Regions from separate parts of the Homo sapiens genome. Here regions 2 and 3 are each linked to region 1. A link is a loop called in an ENCODE intact Hi-C map of the cell type or tissue named here. Cell type or tissue: CD4-positive, alpha-beta T cell. All regions are shown on one strand.

Region 1 (8,000 bases):
CTGACCAGAAACAGACCTGGAATCCATTGGCCATCAAGCATTTGGCCTTTCCCTGAGGACTGGAAAATGCCCCACGCCTCAAAATCCTGCTAGTTTCTACCTGAGAGCAGACCCTGGGTCCCCTCCAAAATGACAACAGGGTCTCCATTTTGGAGATGGTGACATGCCCACCTGCAACAGATATCTGGAGTGGGAGGGTCCCTTGAGGTCAGGACCCTATCTCTGTTGCTCTGTTGTTCAGACTCAAGGTTCTACATGCCCATGGCTTCAAGAGTCAGGTGAGTGGGTTTATTTATGCAAATTAACCCCTTCTTGCTCTCTCAGACTTCCAACACCCCAAAGGCAATCACTTTCAACTCCTTCAGCTGTTTCTTTGGATATTTTCCTATCTCTTAAATTATAAGGGGAATGCCCTTTTCCGTTTTAAGCATTATCTCTTCCTTTCTCTTTGCATATTTTAAATTTCCAAATGCTTCTCCCTTCCCTGTTGCTTTTTTATAGCATCCTGTTCTTGTTTCTTGGGTGCAATCATTTCTCTTGTCTCTGATTTGAGTGTCACCCGGCAAGATCTGACTGAGCCATTCTGCTGGGACTCTCTCAGGCTAATGAGATTACTCAAAGAATATTTTAATCTCATGCCTAAAGATGTGAACTCCTGGCACCCTGGAGACAGGGAGTTCCTAAATCCTTCACTGAACCCATTTGTTTTCAATACAGGACACCTGCCTCAACTGTGTCAGTGAACTTCCAGTTCAGAGACGCTATCCTTTCTTGGCCAGGTGTAGTGGCTCAACACCTGTAATTCCAGCACTTTAGGGGGCCAAGGCAAGAGCATTGCTTGAGGCCAGGAGGTTGAGACCAGCCTGGGCAACATGATGAGACCACATATCTACAAAAACTTTAAAATACACATACACACACTAATTTAAAATATATAATTTATCTTCTCTCGAGAAAAAAACCCCAAACTTTTACCAAGGTAGGGCAATGGCAGTTGCCTGGTTTTAGCCCAAACTCTGGTTCTCAGCCCACCTTCACCTCCCTTCTGGAGCTATTTGGTGCCTTCATTTCCTGAATGCCGGTGGTGGCAGTGGGTTCTGAGGCCCCATTGCAGTTGGGCCTCTGAAGGGCTTCCTGCCCAAAGTCCTTGGCTGGTAAGCACAGCTGCATCTGTGCCACCAAAGCCTGTCAGCAGCCTCACCCCTCTACTCACCACCTCTCAGACTGAGAGGGAGAGCAACCTCTCTGATTTCCGAGAGCCTGGGGTCTTCAGGAAGGACACTAGGCCCGACGCTCATGGCTCTGGAAGGGCCTGTGACTCACCTTTGGTGCGGCCTGGGTGCCGGGCGATGGGGGTGGAGTTGGAAGGGGCTGTAGTGGTGGCTGAAGTTGAGCAAGTCCGGGAGCCCAGCTCCGAGGGCCAGGACCTCATGGCCAGATCGGTGGAGGCATCTGTGCGGTCAAGGCTGCCTCTGTGTGGGGAGCCTCGCTTTGGTTTTAGATCCCCAGGGCCTGAGGCAGAAGAGGACATTGAGAAATGAGGCTGCCAAGTCCTGTACCCAGGCTGGGAAACCACACCATGGCCTAGAAGCAGGGCAGCAGGGCATGAGGACCACAGAGACAAAAGCGGGGCTGCCACAGCTCTCGGGCTGCAACTTAAATGGGGCCTGGCGGGGCAGGTGGGGGCAAGAGGGCTTGGCTTCAGGTGGTGTCAGAGGCCCCATGAGGATGGCTCTGGCTTTAATGCTGGGGTCATACTGCCAGCCCTGAGAGGCTGGGAGGAGACAAAGGGAGCCCCTGAGGGGATAAACTGTTGGTAAAAGTCACACATATTCACTCTAGGACACATCTCCTGTGTAACACTGTCCGGAACTCCAATCCCTGACTTCCAAGGATCCAAGCCTGTAGCTGAGGATCCGAAGGTCCTGCTAACCTGACTCACTAAGGACTTCAAATAGAAGTTTATTGCTAACCTCACAATATTCTGTTTTTTCAAAAAGGGAAGCCTTAATCTCTGCATGGTGAGACGAACTGCAAGAAAATTTTTACCTTGTGTCTTGTGCTTTTCTGAAATCTCTAACTTTTCTACCATGAACATAAACTCTGGTCAAAATTAAATAAAAACATATAAAATCATAAAAGAAAAACAGCCCATAAAACCAAGTACCCCACAGGAAAGAGGACAGGCTCTCCCAACACAAGATAAAAATGAACATGGCTGGCATTCCTAAGAGCTGACAAAGCACTTTGCAGAGCGTCCCACTCCGTGTGCAGAGCCAGGACTCACTGTTGCAGTTCGGCTTCTCCACCCATCAAGCCGTCTGCCCTCCCAGCCACTCAAAGTCTGGGCTCACTGTGCAGTTTTAAGTGCCCAGAGCTGATGATTTGAAATCAAGGGGAAATTTGGATTTTGAAAGATAACCTTGATGAGAAGCAAGATTCAAGTCTGCCTGAATCGGGACAGGTGGAATGAATCGGGACAGGTCATCCTACAGGTGAAGCTAAAATGAGGATCCACAGGGGAGGCAGAGATGAGTGAACAGTTAGCATGAGCAGCGAACAGAGAAAGCACAATTCCAACAGCATGCGCGGAAGGCAGGTCTGGAGGACCCGGCACCACGGCAGCCCAGGGTTCCCAGAGCGAGGCTCATGAGATGAAGTCAGTGGCACATTAACCGACTCTCATATTTTAGTAATTATGTGTTTATTCTTATGATTACCTTGTTTTTATGATGATATGTGTGTTTTCCACTTACAGGACTGATACTAATCTTTCCTTTTAATACATTTAACTACAAACTGTGAATCAATGTAAGGGAAAACATGCAGGTAATCATATTTTTGTAGGTAATCATAGACGGTATCAGGATATGACAAAAATAACGGAGGTGGTACAGGGATGGCTAGAGACAGGAAATGCTCCATAGGTAATGGCCTAGCTGGCCGGCTGGCATTTTCCCTTGCTCGAGGCATGATTTGTGTGCTGATGTTCTTTCTGTCTCCTGCTGTTTTAACTTCAGCATCCAAGATGTCATAAAACCACAGCACAGTCATAAAACTTCACTCTGGGCTGAACTCTGTCTGGGCAAAATCAATCCAATTAGTCAAAATGCCTGAATGGAGCAATCAATCCTTCAAAACAGAACACATTTTATAAGGGCCTTACCGGAAAAGGCCCACAACTCAGTGCTCTGACAAAGGAAGAGGAGAAAAGGGCAGCAGTTTTAAATTTAGCTGCTTAAAAATAAGTCTTAAAAAAAACCCTCACTTGACAGAGGCTGTACATTTTAGGAAGTGCAGCAACCACCCGCCAGTGCTGCTTGACACACGGGCAAAACATAAGCTCGCAGGTGCAAGAGACGGGAGGGGGGCACGGCCACTCGACTTACTTAGTACGGACATCCTGGCCCAAGGACATGTGCACGTATATCCTGAGGCTCCCCCTAAAACTGTGTTGTGCTGAAGAAATGGTCCAGGGAGTGTGACAACTCATCTTCTATTTTGAAATCAGAATCCACGCTGGCTACTTTAAGCTTGAAATTGGGGGCAGGAGGAGGGGTCCGCTATCGGCCATCTGGCCTTTTAGACGCTGGCTTTTTTTGTTTGTTTGAATTTCGGAAATGAAGGAGGGTACACAATACAGACACATGATAAAGGAAAGGGATTAGAAATCTCCAATGTCGGAGAAAGAGAGAGGCTCGTTAGGAGAGGATGGGATGTCGGAGGAAGACCAGAACCGCAGGCGTTTAGAGAGAGCTGGGTGGGTCGTTGGAGACTTGTCTTTGTCCTTGTTTTTGCTTTTCAAAAAGGGACTCTTTTTGCGCGGAGGTGCTAAATTGTTATCAATCGGATAACCCAAAGGAGGAAGGAAAAAGAAAACACAAATAAATGAAATGAACAATAATGACAAATGAATCGAAATTAGCTAAATGTACTTAAGAAATCAGAATCCCGTCTTGCCCAGGAAAGATGAAAACAGTACACAGTACTCAAGAACAGAATCAGGGCTCAGTAATCATCTGTGCTCTGACTCAATTAATTTAAAGGCACCTGAACGCCAACAATTTATTTCCTCAGCGTGTGAGGAGAATTACATACTGCCCAAGGAGCCAATGGTCTGGATGATTTTTCGGTTTCAGTGTGCCAAATTATTAAACACTAATGCTTATTAATTTAGGGCCCAACTTCTCTTACTCATCCATTTTAATGATGGGGTCCCTAACAGCTCAGCTCACACAATCCTCCCGTTCCCACTCAAAGACCTTGGGAACATTCAATGATCCGTTTCAGGGCGCTGTAATCAAATACTCTACCTGAAGTATTCACTAATGATTCTGTATCTCTAAAATAATCTTTCGGCAGGATGAGTTTTAAAATAATTTAAATACCTCCTTTGCATACTAAAAAAAACCCTTCAACACCAAGAATCATGATTTCCTTTTAGATCTTCTATATACATCCTCCACTCCAATCCTCCACTCCTTAGCCTCTAGTGTCTTAACAAAGCAGACAATTGGGCTAACTTCCTAAACTGTCTTATAGTAACATTAATCGACCTAACCAATTTCTGATGTAGGATTAAAGTTGATACCAGGATTTCCATTATTTCTTCCTCCACAGCACCACCTGGTGGCCACAGTGGCTCACACCACAGAATAAGGGACCAACTTATTCAAGGCTGGTGTCCTTGTGGCCAGTTCAGGGCTAGGCTCTTGTTCGGCATCTTCAGGGACCCAGAGAGCTTTAACTGGAGGCAGTCCATGCAGTTAAGTGCATGCAGTTAAGAGCTCAGGCTCCGGAGTGCGGCCGACCTGCATTTGGGTCCCACTTACCCAAAGCAAATGTTTTACACTGCTGAGCCTCACTTTCTCACCTCTACACAGGGGAGGCCACGTCCACCTGCCTTGATAGGGTCGTTAGGATTCAATGAGATGCATAAAGCACATAAAGTAGTTAGAGGGTGCTGGGCCCAGAGGGAGCACCCAAGACATGGTGGCTGCTAGTGAACATGATCATGGTTTACAGACCTGCTTGCTCACGGATCACTTTGGACCAGTCAAGCATTTTTTTCTCTGAAAGTTTTCCTAACTCAGACTGATTATAGTTAATTAATTCCACTTAAAGAGTAATACAAGTTGAGATGACAAATGTCCAAAAATTAAACAGGAGCCAATATAAAAACCTGAGGCAACAGAACCCCTCTAGCTTAAAAAAAGTTAAGCTTCTCATTTACTTGCATGTGAGGCCTCTAATTTTTTTCCTTCTCACCCTGTCTTACGGTGCTGACTCTATCTAATCTTATCCCCATAAAGAATGACAGTGTGTTAGTCCCTGAACAATGTGCGTGAACATTATTTTTGTTAGAGATGGGGTGTCACTCTGTCACCCAGGCTGGAGTACAGTGGTATGACCATAGCTCGCTGCAGCCACGACCTCCTGGGCTCAAGTCGACTGAGCAGCTGAGACTACAGGTACGTGCCACCACACCTGGCTAAATAAAAATATATATATTGGTAGATGGGGGTTTCCCTGTGTTGCCCAGGCTAGTCCCAAACTCCTGGCCTCAAGTGATCCTCCTGTCTTGGCCCCTCAAAGTGCTGGGATTATAGGCATGAGCCACTGCACCAGGTCTTTTTTTTTTTTTTTTTTTTTTTTTGCATCTGAAGGGGACACAACAGGTACTTGTGAATGTGCCCCCTGAAAGGCTTGTGCACACACCACACTCAGAGGGTAGCCTGTCGCTGGTCTTCAGTGTTATATCCTCCGCCTCCAAGACCCCATGGGTCTCAGGCATAGGCTGGGTCTTCAGAAAGTCCTAGTGTCCTTTGTAAAAATTTAAATGACTTGGGATGCAGGCCTGGGATAAATAATCTCCCCAAAATGATATTTAAAGGTAAAGCTGAAAATTTAACAATGTGTAAGGTAAATGCTGTGTCTAATCGATTCTAAGACACCTTTAACGTCTTGGAAATTAGGAGGCAATTTCAGTGATGTCTCAGTCACCACTGGCCAGGTGGCCACGGTGACAAAACTGACATGGTCATAACCAACTCATCTTGGTCCTATTTTCCTTTTACGTGTGTGTACAAAAATCGAATTCTTATTTAGAAAAGCTCTTTCAACAAGAGCGTAAGAAAAATTCGAAGTGGTGGCCCTGTACCGTTTGATTGCCTCGTGGTATATAAAGTAACTGTGCAGCTTTCATGGCTCCTGAGAGTTGATGAAATACAGCATACATGATGAGAAATCCTGTTCTTGTTTCAGAACCTCTGGCAAACTCCAAAGGACAGCCCTTAGGGAAAAGGCACAGTGTGTCCTGTGGCTGGTGGGACACAAGGCCAGATCAGGCTGAAGAAGTCCTAACCCACCTTTCAAAGTGGTAACAGATAAACCACCCAAGGCTTTCGGGAGGTCTTATATACATGGAGAACGTGTTGAGTGCACCTGGGATCTCCCTGCACAAAGCAGCTTTCTACAAATCTGGCACATACGAGGCAGCCCAAAATAAGCTATGTCGCTTGTCTCTATGGTACCTGCACGAATGTCAGCTTTGGATATTGAGATATCTGCCCGGCTACATGATGAATGATACCTTTTGTTCTAAAACAACAAAAGTGGTTGGGCGTGGCAGCTCACGCCTGTAATCCAACAGTTTGGGAGGCTGAGGCGGGTGGATCACTTGACGTTAGGAGTTCGAGACCAGCCTGGCCAACATGGTGAAACCCCGTCTCTACTAAAAATACAAAAAATTAGCCAGGCGTGGTGGTGGGCGCCTATAATCCCAGCTACGTAGGAGGCTGAGGCAGGAGAATCACTTGAACCTGGGAGGCAGCCAGGCTGCACTCTAGCCTGGGCAACAAGAGTGAAACTCCATCTCAAAAAAATTAAAATAAAATATAAAATAAAGTAACAAAAGCATTATGGGACAAAACGGTCGCCACGCTGAATTTCTACTTGGCTCGTAACACATCTAAGCGAAGGCGCACATGCAGTCACCCACCCCTGGCACGTTCCTGCACACGTGTGCACAGCCACCGGTGCGGGACCCTTCAGGACACCCCCTTCCTCACCCGACCACGGCCAGGACGGCCGCCCCTACCTTTCCCCACAGACCCGTTGTGGGCGTCGCGCTCTTCTGCACAGTTGGAGCCCAGTGCGGGGGTGTCGGGGTTCTCGGCCTGTGATCTGAGCGGCTGAGAGGCCGCCGGCGAGGCGGGGTCTGAGGACTCCAGCTGCCAGGGAGGGCTGTCCACGGTGGATTTTAAGCGTTCCCTCGAACCCTCTTTCTTTGGTTTGATGAGTTTGACTAAGGCTTTGGCTCCAATCCAGTGGTTCTTCCTGGTTAGAAGTAGATGTTTAGGACATAGCCAGCCCTCCCACACACCCCCAGTGGGTCCCTGGTTCCCTAACATGGGCTGGGATGTTCTTCCCCAGTCTGGGAAGCTAGGCCACTCACGTGGGGTTCAGGACAATGACGCTCATGACCATGGTAATCATATTTGGGGCTCAGGAGCTAGAACTTAATTCTCAGTTTGGCACAGGGCTGGGGATGGTAGAGCCATGTGCATTGTGACAGAAATCCACTCTAGTCTCCCAGGATGAAGGAAGTGATGCCGTGCTTAATTTAGTTGGCAATTTTTCTGTCAAAAAGCCATTTCCATGAATCTCATTTTCTGCTAAAGTTAATAATCAGTGAAATAAGCTGGCATTCCCTTGACTCCTCCCTGGCACTGAGTAATCTGGGTGAGGTGGAGAGGGCAGAGGAGAGCAGGCTGTTTGATTAAAAATCAGTGCATTTAAAGAGTAAGCAATAACATCACAGCGAGCTGGACACCGAGGGCATCCTGGTGTGACATGAAGAGAACCCTGCCTGTGCTCTCACCCCGTCTCTGAAACGAAACAGCATCTATTTATATTATCACTCCAGTTTCTCATCTTGGCTTCAATTTCTGTGTCAAACAGAAGATTCAGACTGAGGTTCTGGGCCAGGCATGGTGGCT
Region 2 (8,000 bases), 91 kb before region 1:
TATGACGTGCCTAGAGTAGGCAAACTCACAGGGCAGAAAGTAGAATGGTGGTTGCCAGTGGCTGGGAGGAGAGGGGAATGGGGAGAGTTGTTTATAGGTACAGGGGTTCAGTTTGGGATGATGAGAAAGTTCTGGAGATGAATGGGGGTGATGGTTGCACAACAATGTGAAATATTTTATGCTACTGAACGATACACTTGAAAATGGCTAAAACAGGCCGGGCACAGTGACTGTCTTTTGGACAGTTCCCTGTCTTTTGGAGACACATAGGTCCTGGTGGAACTGACGCCCCACTCCCTAGAGCAGCAACCTTGAAGGTGCACGTTCCCTCCTTCCCAGCCTCATTCTCCCTGTTCCCTCCCACATGCTTCGTGGCACCATCTCCCAAGAGACCATCTGCACCCAAGTCTCAAGTTCTGGTTTCAAAGAAACCCAAAGAGACAAAAAGTACAGATACAGAGGGCAGGGGGTATTGTGAGAAGTAGCCAGATGTTGTATCTATTTTGCAGGTACAGTCAACATGATTTCCAGATGGATTGGGTGTGGGTGTGAGGAGAAGGATCAGGGCTTGCTCTAAGGTTTTTGTCCTGGTAACTGAAAGGATGGAGTTGCTGTGAACTGAGATGGGGAAGACTGGCAGGTTTAGGGGTAAATCAAGAGTCCAGGTTTGACATTTGCGCCCTGATGGAAGGATTGTAAAATGGTGCAGATGCTATGAAAAACAGATGGCAGTGGCTCAAACAATTAAAAACAGCAAATACCATATGGTCTAGCAATTCCACTTCCAGGCATATACCCCAGAAAAAGGAAAGCAGGGACTCAAGAGGTATTTGTTCCCTAATGCTCATAGCACTTTATTTGCGACAGTCATGAGGTGGAACCAAACCAAGTGCCCATCAATGGATGAACAGATAGATAAAATGTGGTATATAATTATTACTCAGCCTTAAAAAGGCAGGAAGTTCCGACACATGCTACAACATGGATGACCCTCGAGGACATCTTGAGAAGTGGATTAAGCCAATCGTATTGTATGACTCCACGCATATGACATGCCTAGAGTAGGCAAACTCATAGGGCAGAAAGTAGAGTGGTGGTTGCCAGTGGCTGGGAGGAGAGGGGAATGGGGAGTTGTTTATAGGTACAGGGGTTCAGTTTGGGGTGATGAGAAAGTTCTGGAGATGAATGGGGGTGATGGTTGCACAACAATGTGAAATACTTTATGCTACTGAACTATACACTTGAAAATGGCTAAAACAGGCCGGGCACAGTGACTCACGCCTGTAATCCCAGCGCTTTGGGAGACCGAGACAGGCAGATCGCTTGAGGTCAGGAGTTCAAGACCAGCCTGTCCAAAACCCCGTTTCCACCAGGACCTGTGTGTCTCATAACAAAACCCCATTTCTACTAAAAATACAAAAATTAGCCAGGCGTGGTGGCTGGTGCACACCTGTAATCCCAGCTACCTGGAAGGCTGAGACACAAGAATCGCTTGAACCCTGACAGTGGAGGTTGCAGTTAGCCAAGATCGCACCAATGCACTCCAGCCTGGGTGACAGAGTAAAACTGTGTCTCAAAATAAATAAATAAAAAGGCTAAAATGGTGAATTTTGTGTTGCACGTATTTTACCATAATTTTTAAAAGAATGCAGGTTTGACCCTGTTAGGTATGAGGTGCGTCTATTAGACACACAGTGGAGAAGTCAAGGAGGCAGTTAGTGATATATAAAGAGTTCAGGAGAGCAGCGTGGGCAAGGAGAAATTGGGAGGCTGTTGGCGTGTTGGTGGGCTCTCAAGTCAAACTACTGGGTGAGAGCACTGTGGAAATAAATGGAGGCAGAGCAAAGGACCCAGGATTGCGTCCTGGGTCTCCCTGTGTTAAGAGGATGAGGAGAAGGGCAGAACAGCCAGCGAGGGAGACGAGAAGGAGCAGCGCTGAGGCCAGAGGAAAGGCAAGGGGCCGTGTTTCCGTAGGGCAGAGAAAGGCCTCGGGAGGAAGGGCTGCCGACGGCGTAGAGCACCATTCACAGGCCAACCTCATTTCCATCTGACAACGGTGTTGCTGGGTATTTTCAGCTGCCCCCTTCCCAGAAGTCACTCTGCCCTCTCTGCTCACCTGACAGCCTGGCTTGGAGACGCCTGCCAGACTCCACTCAGAGCTGGGTCTTGTCTCTTGTCCTCATGGGAGCTCAGAGGGTAGAATTTGCTATATTGGATTTTACAGAACTTACATTACATTTGCATGAAGAAAGTAAAAGCAATTTGGCCTTTTAATGAAAATTATTTCAGCTCCGTTTTTAATAACCAAAGCCTAGGAAAAGTTTTAAAGAGGCTGAGTGCAGTGGCTCACCCCTGTAATCCCAGCACTTTGGAAGGCCAAGGCAGGCAGATCACCTGAGCTCAGGAATTTGAGACCAGCCTGGCCAACATGGTGAAACCCCGTCTCTACCAAAAAATACAAAAATTAGCTGCGTGTGGTGGCACGCGCCTGTAGTCCTAGCTACTAGGGAGGCTGAGGCAGGAGAACCGCTTGAACCTGGGAAGTGGAGGTTGCAGTGAGCTGAAATTGTACCACTGCACTCCAGCCTGGGCGACAGAGTGATATTCCATCTTAGAAAAAAAAAAAAAAAAAAGGAGTTTTAAAGCTGACTAGGCATTGTCATTTCTTTCCTGTCTTGAGCATAGACAGACCATAGCTCTTTCTTCATAGCTCAGAAGTGGGAACCTCATCTTGCCCAGACCCTCCTTTTTGGGGATTCTCCTGTGTCCTTTCTCGTGTGTTCCCCACTTTGGGATACATTATGTTCCCTGCCTTCCTGGACTCCCTGGTATTTTTTACTAGTATCCTATATCCTTGATCCAATTTTGAGGCAGTAAGAAAGAAACATCCTTTACTTAGCACTGACCGTGTGCACGACGGCCAGCCAGGTAGTTAGCACACAGCATGTCATTGCCCTGTCGCGGTAGTCCTGGGAGGTGGGTGTTACCCCATTTTGTAGAGGAGGTAACCAATGGCTGACATAGCTTGCCCAAGGTCACATAGCAAGGGAATGATGTGACGTTCCCACCGAGGGCTGTTTGGCTCTAAGTTCAGCCCCCTTTCCAGATTGGCAGGCTGCCCCTCACAGCACAGGGAAGGGCTGGGTCATTCCCCTTTGTTGTGACTGTCCCCCAACCCCAAATTGCCAGCTTATGGCTTCACATGTAGAATGTGTTCTGTGAGCATCACGATGACTAACAGCTACTTGCCTTCCCCACTTAGATGTGGGCTGAGGTTAGGGAGGGGGGATGGGGAAGGAGCCACAGTGAGGGATCCTTTTTTTTTTTTTTTGAGACAGGGTTTTGCCTTGTTGCCAGGCTGGAGTGCAGTGGCGCGATCTTGGCTCACTGCAACCTCCGACTCCCGGGTTCAAGTGATTCTCCTGCCTCAGCCTCCTGAGTAGCTGGGATTACAGGCGCCCGCCACCACGCCCAGCTAATTTTTCTATTTTTAGTAGAGACAGGGTTTCACCACATTGGCCAGGATGATCTCAATCTCCTGACCTCGTGATCTGCCCGCCTCAGACTCCCAGAGTGCTGAGATTACAGGTGTGAGCTACGTGCCCGGCCAGTGAGGGATTCTTTAAGATTTCTGACAATGATTCTTGTTCCTCATGCCAACTTGCCCCATTGACCCACTGGGGTGGCAGTGGCAGCTCCCAAAGAGCTCAGGGGCAGCAGCATGGCGGAGTAGCTGAGGGTGGGAGCCGCTGTCTGGAAGCTGCATTTGCAGTACAAGCATGCAGTTTTAACATGGGTACGGTGCCTCCTTGGGCTGGCTCTACGTGAGGGGTGTGAGGGGCTGATGATGGAGATTGAGGAGCTGGCTGAAGCTCCTCCAAGGCTACCTTGGCAGCCATCCTGGGCTACAGAGCAGTCTGGGAGCTCCTGCAGGACCAGCTAGACCATAACAGTGGGTCCAAGACACCCTGCTCCTGGCTCCCTGCCGTCTTAAGCTCTGTGTGAAGACTTTATCTTTGGCCAGTGACTATGCTGGGATTCTATCCCAACCTGCTGTGAGATAGATCGGTTAATGAAAACCAAGTTCATTTTATCTTATTTTGGGATTTTTGTGTATTTCCCACATATTCTACAACAATACGTGTTCTTTTTGTCATTAGAAAAGGTCCTATTTTTAAGAATCAAATTCACTTTGATTCACTTTTGGAAATCACTCCAATATAAGTAAGTATCCCAAGGCACAGACTCTGGGAATTTCCTTCAGTTGTTCTTGACCTTCCCTGAAGGTATGCAGGGAGGTAGGGAGTGGGTGAGAATTTGGGGTGAGAATTGGAGCCATGAAACTGACATATATACATGGCCTTGCCCAAGTTGTTTGGCATCTCTGAGCCTCAGTTTTCCTCATCTTTAAAATCGCGATAATGATGGTTTTTTGGGTTTTGTTTTTTTTTTTTTTTTTTGAGATGCATTCTCACTCTGTTGCCCAGGCTGGAGTGCAGTGGCGTGATCTCGGCTCACTGCAACCTCTGCCTCCCAGGTTCAAGCAATTCTCCTGCCTCAGCCTCCCGAGTAGCTGGAACTATAGGCGCTTGCCATCACGCCGGGCTAATTTTTTGTATTTTTAGTGGAGACAGGGTTTCACCATGTTAGCCGGGATGGTCTCAATCTCCTGACCTCGTGATCCGCCCACCTTGGCCTCCCAAAGTGCTGGAATTACAGGCATGAGGCACCCGTGCCCAGCCCATGATGGTTTTTATCACATGGAATTGTTGTAAAAATTAAATCACAGTGGCTGGCGCACTGTCACCGAGGGCACATAAATGTATGCTCAGCCCTCGTGATGGCAGTGGGCCAGAACAGGCCGCTGTTCCCATGGTATTATGGGCATCTTACATGCAGCATATTTGTTAGGCTGTGTTAGCCCGATTCTGCCCTCCACCCCCGTCAACCCTAGAGTTTACCCAGGACCAAAAGTAAACTTAAATATCCTCTGTGTCATGGCCTCGGCTTACCTAACATGTTCTACAGATAGATGTTGTTCAACAACAGTAATGATACCCTTCAAAGAAGCTTTTGAAAAGCCAACGTGAATTTCCAAAAGCCAACACTAGAGCTGATGTGTGCCCTGCTTGCCTTTATTTTCAAGGTGTTCTGAAGACGCAGATCCCGATATTAACTTACCAAGGTGGATCAGTGGAAGCTGCTCAGGCATTCCTGTGCAAAAATGGGGACCCGCAGACACCTAGGTACGTATGTCGCATCCCAGTTTAAGTGGCGGATGGTGGAAACGCCCATATGCTCTTCACTTAGCCAACAAAGTGTCTGCACACCCAAGCCCTTCAGAGGGAGCGAAGCCATGAGCCAAGGAAGATGGGTTCTCATGGACCAGACTAACAAATGAGGCTGGGGGGTTTCAAGGTATCCTGGGGGCCTCACAGAACATCTCTGGAAGTAACAGGTCCCTGGGCAGCAGAGAGAGACAGCATATCTTCCTGATAGAGGGGAGACATAGCACTAAAAAAAAAAAAAAAAAAAAAAAAGTTTCTCAGTCTCAAACTGTGGGTCATGACATGTTAGAGAATAGTGAAATCATTTCAGTTAGGGTATCCAGCACCTTTGGAAAATGAAATAGAAATACAGCATCATTGTATATCTTGTATAGTAATGGCAAGTACTCCCTCATAAGACTGTGTACATGCAAGTGTGTGTATTTCTTACTGTGTGTTATGGTCAAACTTTTTTTCTTTTAGGGGGTGGGGATGGAGTCTTTATCTGTTGCCTAGGCTGGGGTGCAGTGGCGCGATCTCTGCTCACTACAACCTCCGCCTCCCAGGTGCCAGTGATTCTCCTGCCTCAGCCTCCCAAGTAGCTGGGATTACAGGCACGCACCATCACACCCAGCTAATTTTTCTATTTTTAGTAGAGATGGGGTTTCACCATGTTGGCCAGGCTGGTCTGAAACTCCTGACCTCAAGTGATCCACCCACCTTGGCCTCCCAAAGTGCCAGGATTACAGGCATGAGCCACCGCGCCTGGCCGCTAATTTTTTTATTTTTAGTAGGGACGGGGTTTCGCCATGTTGGCCAGGCTGGTCTTGAACTCCTAACCTCAGGTGATCCACCTGTCTCAGCCTCCCAAAGTGCTGGGATTACAGGTGTGAGCCACTGTACCTGGCCTCTCTGAACTGTTTTTTAAGCTTACACTTCAGTGGCGTAAAACTACACTCACATTGCTGTACAGCCATCATCACCATCCATCTGCAGACCTCTTTTCATCTTGCAAAACTGAAAGTCTGTGCTCCATTCAAAGATAATTCTCCATCTCCTCCTCAACCCAGCCTCTGGCAACCACAATTCTACTTTCTGTCTTTATGAGTTTGACTATTCGAGGCACCTTGTGTAAGTGGAATCATCCAATATTTGTCCTTTTGTGACTGCTTATTTCACTTAGCATAATGTCCTCAATGTTCATTCATGTCACAGCATGTGCCAGAATGTCCTGCCTTTTTAAGGCTGAATAACATTCCCTTGTGTGTATAGACCACATTATGTTTTTGCATTCATCTGTCAGTGGGCACTGGGTTTGCTTCCTGCTCTTGGCTATGCTGAATACTGCTGCTATGAGCATGGGTGGACAAATAACTCCTTGAGTCTTTCACTTCTCCTGGACATACACATAGAAGTGAAATTGCTGGATCATATGGTATGTTCTATTTTTAATTTTTTGAGGAATGGCCATACTATTTTATATAGCAGAGTTGAGATTTTTGAAAAACACTGTCTTGGAAGGATTGAGAGAGATGTAAAAGTACAATATGCATATTCTTTTTTTTGAGACAGAATCTTGCTCTGTCGCCCAGTCTATAGTGCAGTGGCACAATCTTGGCTCACTGCAGCCTCTGCCTCCCGGGTTCAAGTGATTCTCGTGCCTCAGCCTCCCAAGAAGCTGGGATTACAGGCACCCGCCACCATACCTGGCTAATTTTTTATATTTTTAGTAGAGACTGGGTTTCACCATGTTGACCAGGCTGGTCTCGAACTCCTGGCCTCAGGTGATCCACCTGCCTCAGCCTCCTGAAGTGCTGAGATTGCAGACATGAGCCACTGTGCCCAGCCTTTTTTTTTTTTCCCCCTTGAGACGGGGTCTCACTCTGTCACCCAGGCTGGAGTGCAATGGTGTGATCTTGGCTCACTGCAACCTCTGCCTCCTGGGCCCAGGCGATTCTCCCACCTCAGCCTCCCAAGCATAGCTGGGACTACAGGCACTCGCCACCACACCTGGCTAATTTCTGTATTTTTAGTGGAGACAAGGTTTCACCATGTTGCCCAGGCTGGTCTCAAACTCCTGGGCTCAAGTGATCTGCCTGCCTCGGCCTCCCAAATGGCTAGGATTACCGGTATGAGCCACTGCGCCCAGCCTGCATGTTCTTAAATTGGATTGTCAAAACAGTAGTCCTGCTAGTAATCATAGCAACAATAATCACTGTAACCAACACTGACTGAGCACTGAGTAGGTTCAGGGCTTCATGACAAGCGCCTCCTGTGCATTTTCTCATGTTTCCCTTTGAACACTGTGTGAGGTACACAGTGTGGTCATGTCACCCTACAGATGCAGAAAATGAAGGTTAGGGAGGTTAAGCAATTTGCCCAAGGCCCGTGGCAGGAGGACCTGGAATCAGAACCCAGATGATCTGCTGCCACAGCCCACATTCTGACCACTATACCATCTGTGCCCCTTATTTCTCTGTTTCTATCTAAAGAAGTTTATCTTTGTGTTAGACTCACTCCTTTTGTATTTTGAGCCCTTTTCCTTCTGTTTTGTGTCTGTAAACTGAACAAGATCCTGGAAGGGGCCAGCAGCAGGCCAATAGCAGCCAATACTCTCAGCCTCTTGGCCTGGCTATCCCTGCTGGACAAAGGGGATCTGAGTGGGCACCAGCAATGTTCCCATCCCCATAGCAACCCTGACCATTGGCCTCCTGCTTTTATAGCCTCTGACCC
Region 3 (8,000 bases), 57 kb before region 1:
ACTTTAAACCAAAATTTTACTTTTTTAAAAAGCAAGTATGTCAAGGCAAAGGATCCTTCTCACTTATAAATGTGTATAAAAGAAATTTCTTTTTCCTCCCCCTCCACTCCTTCTATTTCTGCCCTATTTTTTTCCAGGAAGAAAAAATGCTGGGCATCTTGGTGCAGCACAAAGTCCGGAGTGGCGTCTCGGGCATCGTGGGCATGGAGGTGGATGGGCTGCCCTTCCACAACACCCACGCCGAGATGATCCAGAAGCTGGTGGACGTCACCACGGCACAGGTGTAACCGTCCATGTTCCGTGTGAGCAGAGTCCCTACCAACGGGCAGGTCTGCATCCGGGGAGAATGCAGCTGCTTCTGGCGACAATCCTGCTAGTAAACACTGGTCTTCGGTGAGCAACGAACACTCGCCTGGCCTGGGAAACTGCATGCCCACTTTCTGGGAGGGGTTAGTGCAGGTGCTGTGGACAAAGGACAACATTTCTCTGGGGCTTTTTAACTTTTATTCCTAAGACTCTAAAGGCGTTGATTTCAACCCTCCTTCACTCTGGCTTCTTCAGGCAACCCACGTGGTCTCCTGTGAGAATCTTCTCGACAGTTACTTATGGGGACACTTGTGAACAATTAACTGCCAGGCAGAGCATGAGAACAAACATTCCCAGGCCATGTAGGATAGGATACTCCAGACTCCAGTCATCCTCCCCCATCCATGGTTTCTGTTACTCATGGTTTCAGTTACTCATAGCCAACTGCAGACCGAAAATACTAAATGAAAAATTTCAGAAATAAACAACTCTTAAGTTTTAAATTGTGTACTCTTCGGAATATCGTGATGAAATCTCACACCATCCTGCTCCATCCTACCTAGGACGTGAATCCTCCCTTTGTCCAGGGTACCCGTGCTGTCTACACCACCCGCCTGCCAGTCACCCAGCAGGTGATCAGATCGACTGTCATGGTATTGCAGTGCTTATATTCAAGAACCTCTTATGTGACTCAGTAATGTCCTCAAAGTGCAAGAGCAGAGATGCTGGCAATTTGGATATGCCAAAAAGAGGCCATAAAGGGCTTCCTTTAAGTGAAAAGGTGAAAGTCTTTTTTTTTGTTTGTTTGTTTTTGCAGTTGCAAGATTTAATAGAGTGAAAACTGAGCTCCCATACAAAGGGAGGGGACCCAAAGAGGGTAGCCATTGCTGGCTCGAATGCCTGGGTTTATATCCCGATCATTGTCCCTCCTGCTGTGCTCTCAGGCGATAGATGATTGGCTATTTCTTTACCTCCTGTTTTTGCCTAATTAGCATTTTAGTGAGCTCTCTGATTGGTCGGGTGTGAGCTAAGTTGCAAGCCCTGTGTTTAAAGGTGGATGTGGTCACCTTCCCAGCTAGGCTTAGGGATTCTTAGTTGGCCTAGGAAATCCAGCTAGTCCTGTCTCTCAGTACCCCCTCTCAACAGGAAAACCCAAGTGCTGTTGGGGAGGTTGGCTGACAACTGCTCTAACTGCTTCCTGCTGAATTGGGGCGTAGTAGGGGTTGTGCAGTTGAGATTTCCTCGGGAGGGGTGCCTTCGATGTCATCAACATCGGAGCATGGGCTAGCAGGCCGGTCCAGGGGTCCATGGTAGATCTTAGTCATGGACTGCATCTGGGGCTCCATTTGAAGAACTATTTGTAGTTTTACAGCTTTGATTCTGGAAGAGACAAACTTAACAAGGAGGTTAAAGATAAAGGGATTGAAATGTATGGGCTGCAGTGCAGGGGATTATTTCTTTGGCACACTTCACAGGCCTTGACTATCTGCTTGATAGTTTTGAAAAGGCCTGGTCTAGTAAATAATAATTTGACCATCTGATGGGTGCTATTAATGCCTAAGAGAAAGATATGGTGAAGGGTTTTAAGTAATTTCCATTGGTTAGCTGCAGGCATAAGTATTTTTCCTTCTTCGGTGGCTGGCCATTCTGAGGGGAGGAAACTATGTCCTCGTGAGGTTCCCCATTCTATTTCTTCTGAGTACTGGGGCTTGGTTTCCTGGAGGGGATTACCCTATACTAGGGCTCCTTCTATAAGCATTTCTAATGGAGGGTCCTGCCTTGTGGCTCTTTTGGCTTCAATATCCGCTTGGTGGTTCCTTTCTATTTCCCTTTCCTTTCCTTTCTGGTGACCCCGGCAGTGTAAGACTGCCACCTCTTTAGGTTTCTGTACAGCCAATAATAATCTCCTAATGGCTTCCTGATGTTTGATAGGTGTTCCCTCGGAAGTTAGGAATTCCCTTCCTCTCCATATTGCTGCACGGGCATGGAGGACTAGGTAAGCATACTGTATATATATTTACCCGAAAAGGTGAAAGTTCTTGACTTAATAAAGAACAAGTTCATATATTGAGGCTACTAAGCTCTATGGTAAGAATGAATTTTCTATCCATGAAATTGAGAAGGAGGCTGGGCATGGTGGCTCATGCCTATAAGTATTCCCAGCACTTTGGGAGGCCGAGGAGGGCAGATCACTTGAGCTCAGGAGTTTAAGACTGGCCTGGGCAACATGGCAAAACCCCGTCTCTACCAAAAATAGAAAAAATTAGCCGGGCGTGGTAGTGGGCGTCTATAATCCAGCTACTCGGGAGACTGAGGTGGGAGAATCGCTTGAAACTGGGAGATGGAGGTTGCAGTAAGCCCAGATTGCGCCACTGCACTCCAGCCTGGGTGACAGAGCGAGTCTCTGTCTCAAAACAAAAAAGAAAAAAAAAAGAATTGAGAAGGAAAAAGAGATATGTGCTAGTTTTGTTGTCAAACCTCAAGCTGCAAAAGTTCTGGCCACAATGTGTGGTAAGTGATCAGTTAAGATGGAAAAGGCATTACATGTGTGGGTGGAAGACGTGAACAGAAACGTGTTCCAACTGACAGCAGTCGAGTTCAGTACTATCCACTGGGGATCTTGGAACATACTCCACGTGGATGAGGGGGTACTGTTATCATTAGGGCATAGTCAGGCAGCCGTGCATGGTGGCTCACACCTGTGATCTCAACACTTTGGGAGGCCAAGGCAGGAGGATCCCTTGAGCCCAGAAGTTTGAGACCAGCTTGGACAACATAGTGAAATCCCATCTCTACAAAAAAAGTTTTTAAAATTTGCCAGGCATGGTGGTATGCTCCGGTAGTCCCAGCTACTCATGGGGCTAAGGTGGGAGGATCACTGGAGCCTGGGAGTTCGAGGCTGCAGTGAGCTGTGATCACACCACTGCACTCCAGCATGGGTGACAGAGCAAGAGCTAGTCTCAAAAAAGGAAAAAAAGAAAATGGTAAAATGTGCAAATGTGGAATATATATTTACAAAGTTCTTGGGTTTTACAGAAGATTTACTCCTACCACCACCAAAATATTTATACCTTTGAAATGCTTTTTTTTCCAAACAGCATTTTGTTTACTAAGGCAAAAGAACAGCATTTTGTTTACTAAGGCAAAAGGTCCTTTGAAGAGCCTAACATTTATCACCATTGCTGCCCCTCACCTCACCCCTAACACTATTCCACCTCCTCTCTGTCTGCTCCCCTGCACCCCCTGAGCCCAGACCCTTTAACCTCTTGCATAGGAGGGCAGCCTCACCCTGTGGGTGGGTCAGGCCTCTCCAGTGCTCAGGCGGCTCAGAGTCCTCCTGAACAACTCCAGTCACTTGCCCTTATCTCTTTCACAAGCTCCCACTGCACAGTGCCCAACAACATTAGAAACTGAGTCACTGACCGTGTCCCATTACACTCTTACAATATCCTGTGCTGGTTGCACTGCTGAGTGACGGCTGACTCACCCAGATCAGGGGAGTCCAGCTTCGCAGCCATGGCCCCAAATGTTTGTTGAACCTGCTTAATTTTCATTCATTTCCTTAAACAGGTCTAGTTTCATTCTTTAAGGAGCAACAGTTGTGAGAATAGAACACAGAGGGTAGAAATGAACCCCGCATTGTACACACAGCAGTTAAGCGTGAGGATGTAGCACAGTGGTTCTGGGACTGACTTCAGTTCTCCCTATGCAGGGGCATGATGCAGCCCTGGGCGGAAGTTGCTGGGGCTGGGGCTCTCCAGGTCTCCCTTTGTCATTCTAGGGGAGTTCCCACAGGCAGGGGCTGTGCTCAGTGCTGGTGCGGCAGCAGGGCTGACACCTCCAGCATCCTGAGAACTCAGCCACATGGGGATCTGCGGCATCTCACGGCTCAGTGAAGCCACCTCAGCTCTGCAGCCTCCCTGACCACATGTCCTCCAATTAGGATTTTTGTCCCTGATTTGGGACTGCAGAGTTCCATGTAGCGAGGGCCTCTGATTGAGATTGTACCCCGACGTTTCTGCAATCTTGATGGCTAGAAGAGAGAAGCCCTCACCATGGTAAAGCTGCCAGCACGCTTCTGACTCATGTTTTGGGGGAAGACACAAATGGGTCTTTGGTTTTGCAGTAGTAACAGCAGGGTTCTCTTCTGGCATGGAGGAGTCTGAGGCATAACCATGTAATGGGTTGTCTTCACTGTGGGCAGAAATTCATGGGGAGAGGATTTCAGTTGTTTGGTAAAGAGGCTGACACCAGGTTGAGCCCAGAGAAAGCTGAGAATAAGGGTCCTAGACTCAGTGACACATCCAAACCCCTGACCCCGCTACAGGGAGAGGCAGGCCTGTGGTCCAACATCAGGGGCTCTGATGCAAGGGAGAAGACCCCTTAGCAGGGCCCAGCCCAAGGACCACAGGAGCTCTGCATTCCAGGATCCAGTTTTGATGCTTGTCCATTCCACTGTAGGATTCCTGCTCAGACCTTTAGTAGTTTTGCTCAGCTTTCCTCTTTTATCCTAGCCTTGACTGTGCTTTGAGGAAGCACCTGTATCCATGGGGTGGCCATGGTGAGTGTGGCTGCAGCCTGCAGAAGCTAGTTACAGGGAGATAGGAGATGACATGCAGGGAATGATGGGGTGATTTAAGGCGAGATATGGGCCTGGTGCCAACCAGAATGGATTTGTGGGACATAGGAGCATCACTGGGCATTTCCAAGAACATTGAGGGGAGGTAATCCTGGTGAACAGTGCATAGGATGCTCCATGGATAACAAGGGCAGGCTGGAGACCTTGGCACCTTGAGGGGAGAATGAGCCACACAGACCCTGCAGGAGATGGATCAAAGACAAGTGAGCCAGCTAAGCAGGTCAGGGCTCCTTAGTCCCCTGGAGGTCCTCTGGCCCCTCCGTCACTCAGCAGGGAAAGGCATTCCTCTGAGGTTGTTCCTTGCCCCTCATTGCACGGGCTTTGCTGACCACCAGCCCCGACTTGGTCCAGCCCACTGCATTCTGCTACATCCTGCCCACTCCCTGTGGCTTCCACTGGCTGCACGATGAGGTCTAACTCAGATTCGAAAAACCACTTCCTCTAGGCAAGGTGGAGAGGAGGATGTGGCTTACCAGCAATTCACATAAACTCAATGTGTGTCAGCAATAAGATTTCTCACCAGAAGTAAAGAAGCAGAGAGGAAAATGGGCCTGTTCTCCATGGGGCAGGTCAGACAGACTTGCTCTCACTTCACATTCCAGGCATCGCATTTGAAGAAGTGGATTTTGTTTAGAGGAAGGTACAGAGGGGTGGGTGCTTAAAACCTCTTAAGTTTAGGGCTGGATGTGGTGGCTTATGCCTGTAATCCTGGGGAGGCCAAGGCAGGTGGATCACTTGAGGCCAGGAGTTTGAGACCAGCCTGGCCAACATGGTGAAACCCTCTTCTCTACTAAAAATACGAAAATTAGCTGGCTGTGGTGGCACACGCCTGTAATCCCAGCTACTTGGGAGGCTGAGGCAGGAGAATTGGTTGAACTTGAGAAGCAGAGGTTGCAATGAGCCAAGACTGTGCCACTGCACTCCAGCCTGGGTGACAGAGCAAGGCTCTGTTTCAAAACAAAACAAAAAACCTGTTAAGTTGAGGTGGCTTGAAGAGCTGCCTGTCAGAGACTGGCCAGATACTCACCAATTCTGCCTCTCTTTCCTGCATCCATAGGAAAACTACCTTTCCCAGCCTCCCTTGCAGTTAGGTTGAGGCCACATGCCTGGGATCTGACCAATGGAATGTAAGTAGCAGGGATATCCGCCATTTCCACACTTGGCCAAAAACCCCTGTGAGATTCTCTTTTTGCTGCATCCCCTTACCTGTGTGGGTGAAAAGGGAAGACCCCAAGATGATGGACTCTGGTGATGGGAGGATCCTGAATCACTGCCATCACTTTGGGAAAGACTTGCCAGAAAGCAGCCTCTCGTTGGACTTTGCATGAAATTTTCTGCCCGACCCTGAAATTAGTCATCTTGAGTAGTAGTGAGTTGTCATTGGTGGTGTTTGTTTGTAGACAGACTGGACTATCGTTTTTGGGGAATGCAGAGGGGAGACTTCATGGAGAGGGAACTGAATATTATGACCTCTCTGGTATATGCCAGCACTAATATCTAACATGTAATTTAGCAGTATTCTTCTGAAAGTTGTTGAATTAAAGCAAATGGGATTGAAATCCCAACATTTCCCCAGAGTACTGGGCACCATTATAACCTCAGGATTAAGGCCATCTGTCTTAGCCCATTTTCTATGGCTATAACAGAATACCACGGACTAGGTTATTTATAAAGAACAGACATTTCTTTGGCTTATGGGTCTAGAGACTGGGAAGTCCAAGAGCATGGTGCCAGCATCTGGCAGGGTCATCTCCTGGCAGAAAGCAGAAAAGCAAGCAAGTTCTGAAGAGAGGAAAAAAGGGGGCTGAACTCCCCCAATAACAAACTCTCTCCCACCATAACAGCATTAACCCATGACCTAATACCTCTTAAAGGTCCCACCTCTTCGCATAGTTACAATGGCAATTAAATTTCAGCATGCGTTTTGGAGGGGACATTCAAATCATAGTATCATCAGAGACTACTGTCTTGCCAGATGAATTCCAGGGATGGAGGCTTCAGGATCACCAGCTACAAGAAGTGGCTTTTTCAGAAAAGCAACGAGCCAAGAGGGTCAGAGTTTGGCTCTCTTTTGGTTGGACCAGCCAGAGGAAAGCAGCAGATGGGGATGTATTTCGTGCCGAAAATTTCTCCCACTCTTGTCTGGCCAACCCACAGACCAGTGTGTGTAACAGGAAGATGAGCCCTGTGTGTAAACAGGAAGATGAGCCCTCATCTGACTAAACAACTCTGGTGAATAAGAAATAAATCCTAATGGCTTCTGTCACCTTCCAAACCAGATGGACTTTTTCTTCCACCCATCCTCTCAGGAGAGAAAGGAGTCATAATCCCCAATATTGTCCTTACTTAATCTGTTTAGAAGAAGGATCTACTCTTCTGGAACACTCCAGGACTCTAGGAGCCTGACCCAGAGAGGGATTAAGTGACCAAGATCAAATTTACATTTTAATATGATGCAGTTAATCCTCAGTGATAAACATGGCATATGCCACTGTTGAGAAGATGCTCCAGCCTAAAGAGGCAGGTCAGCAAATGTGGGCCTCTCCAAACAAAGCCCCGTCACTGAGGACAGCCCCACAGAGATGAATGCAACAGGCCCTTCTTCTCTAGTGAGGAGGGGGTGGTCTGATGGAGCCCTCCCTCACTGTGGGGAGCAGCTACCCAGCAGGTACAAGGGGTTATGTGGCCAAGGACAGAGTGGGTGATATTCTCCAAACCACATGACTGGGCTCTGTCCTCAAAAGGGAGTTAGCCAAGTTAAACCACAGAGCGAATTTGCAACACCACACTGAAGAACTGGGTGGCACTTCATGAATCTCAAGTGGAGGGAGAGAAGGCTCTACTTCACTCAAGGGCTGTGTCTTTCTTGACCATTTGCTGGGTAATCAAGTGCAAATCCCCTAATCGCTCTGCTTGAGTTTGCCCTGAGAAGGTCAACCTCTGCCCTTTCCTGACTCCTTTGGTTCTTCAAGGGCCCTCAAGACCCCCTGGTGTTGAAGACTCCCTTACCCCATAAGGACTGCAGCATACTCCCAAGGTGTCCAGTTACTTTGCT

What was found. Peaks named below come from ENCODE experiments on the same cell type or tissue, not always from the same donor. Only the 100,000 strongest peaks of a DNase experiment are listed, where the experiment ranks them.
Region 2: it touches region 1 in a loop (4-fold over the local background); 14 of 110 quality-filtered maps call a loop at or near these places.
Region 3: a loop joins it to region 1, with 7 times the contacts of the local background. A loop is called at or near these places in 11 of 110 quality-filtered maps.

What each region holds. Positions count from the first base shown.
Region 1 is chr14:91,282,006-91,290,005 of GRCh38, forward strand. It overlaps CCDC88C (coiled-coil domain containing 88C), which reads right to left. Exons shown (of 30, transcript NM_001080414.4): 25 at 7,100-7,338; 26 at 1,324-1,512. Among named protein-coding and RNA genes, the nearest start is that of GPR68, 41 kb to the left of the region's middle. RefSeq lists a silencer at 1,165-1,371. In CD4-positive, alpha-beta T cell, CTCF peaks have their summits at 4,654 (motif pointing left) and 4,857; a DNase peak (open chromatin) is centred at 4,636.
Region 2 is chr14:91,191,229-91,199,228 of GRCh38, forward strand. It overlaps DGLUCY (D-glutamate cyclase), which reads left to right. Exons shown (of 14, transcript NM_001102368.3): 10 at 5,147-5,246. Among named protein-coding and RNA genes, the nearest start is that of GPR68, 49 kb to the right of the region's middle. In CD4-positive, alpha-beta T cell, no CTCF peak of the experiment used is centred here; a DNase peak (open chromatin) is centred at 3,273.
Region 3 is chr14:91,224,547-91,232,546 of GRCh38, forward strand. It overlaps DGLUCY (D-glutamate cyclase), which reads left to right. Exons shown (of 14, transcript NM_001102368.3): 14 at 138-1,086. The coding sequence ends at 287. GPR68 (G protein-coupled receptor 68) reads right to left here. Exons shown (of 2, transcript NM_001177676.2): 2 at 7,986-8,000. Among named protein-coding and RNA genes, the nearest start is that of GPR68, 16 kb to the right of the region's middle. RefSeq lists enhancers at 3,841-3,900, 3,911-4,190, 4,221-4,540, 4,601-4,690, 5,238-5,287. In CD4-positive, alpha-beta T cell, no CTCF peak of the experiment used is centred here; DNase peaks (open chromatin) are centred at 2,805, 4,075, 4,395, 5,395 and 3 weaker places; H3K4me3 peaks cover 947 bases; H3K27ac peaks cover 5,844 bases.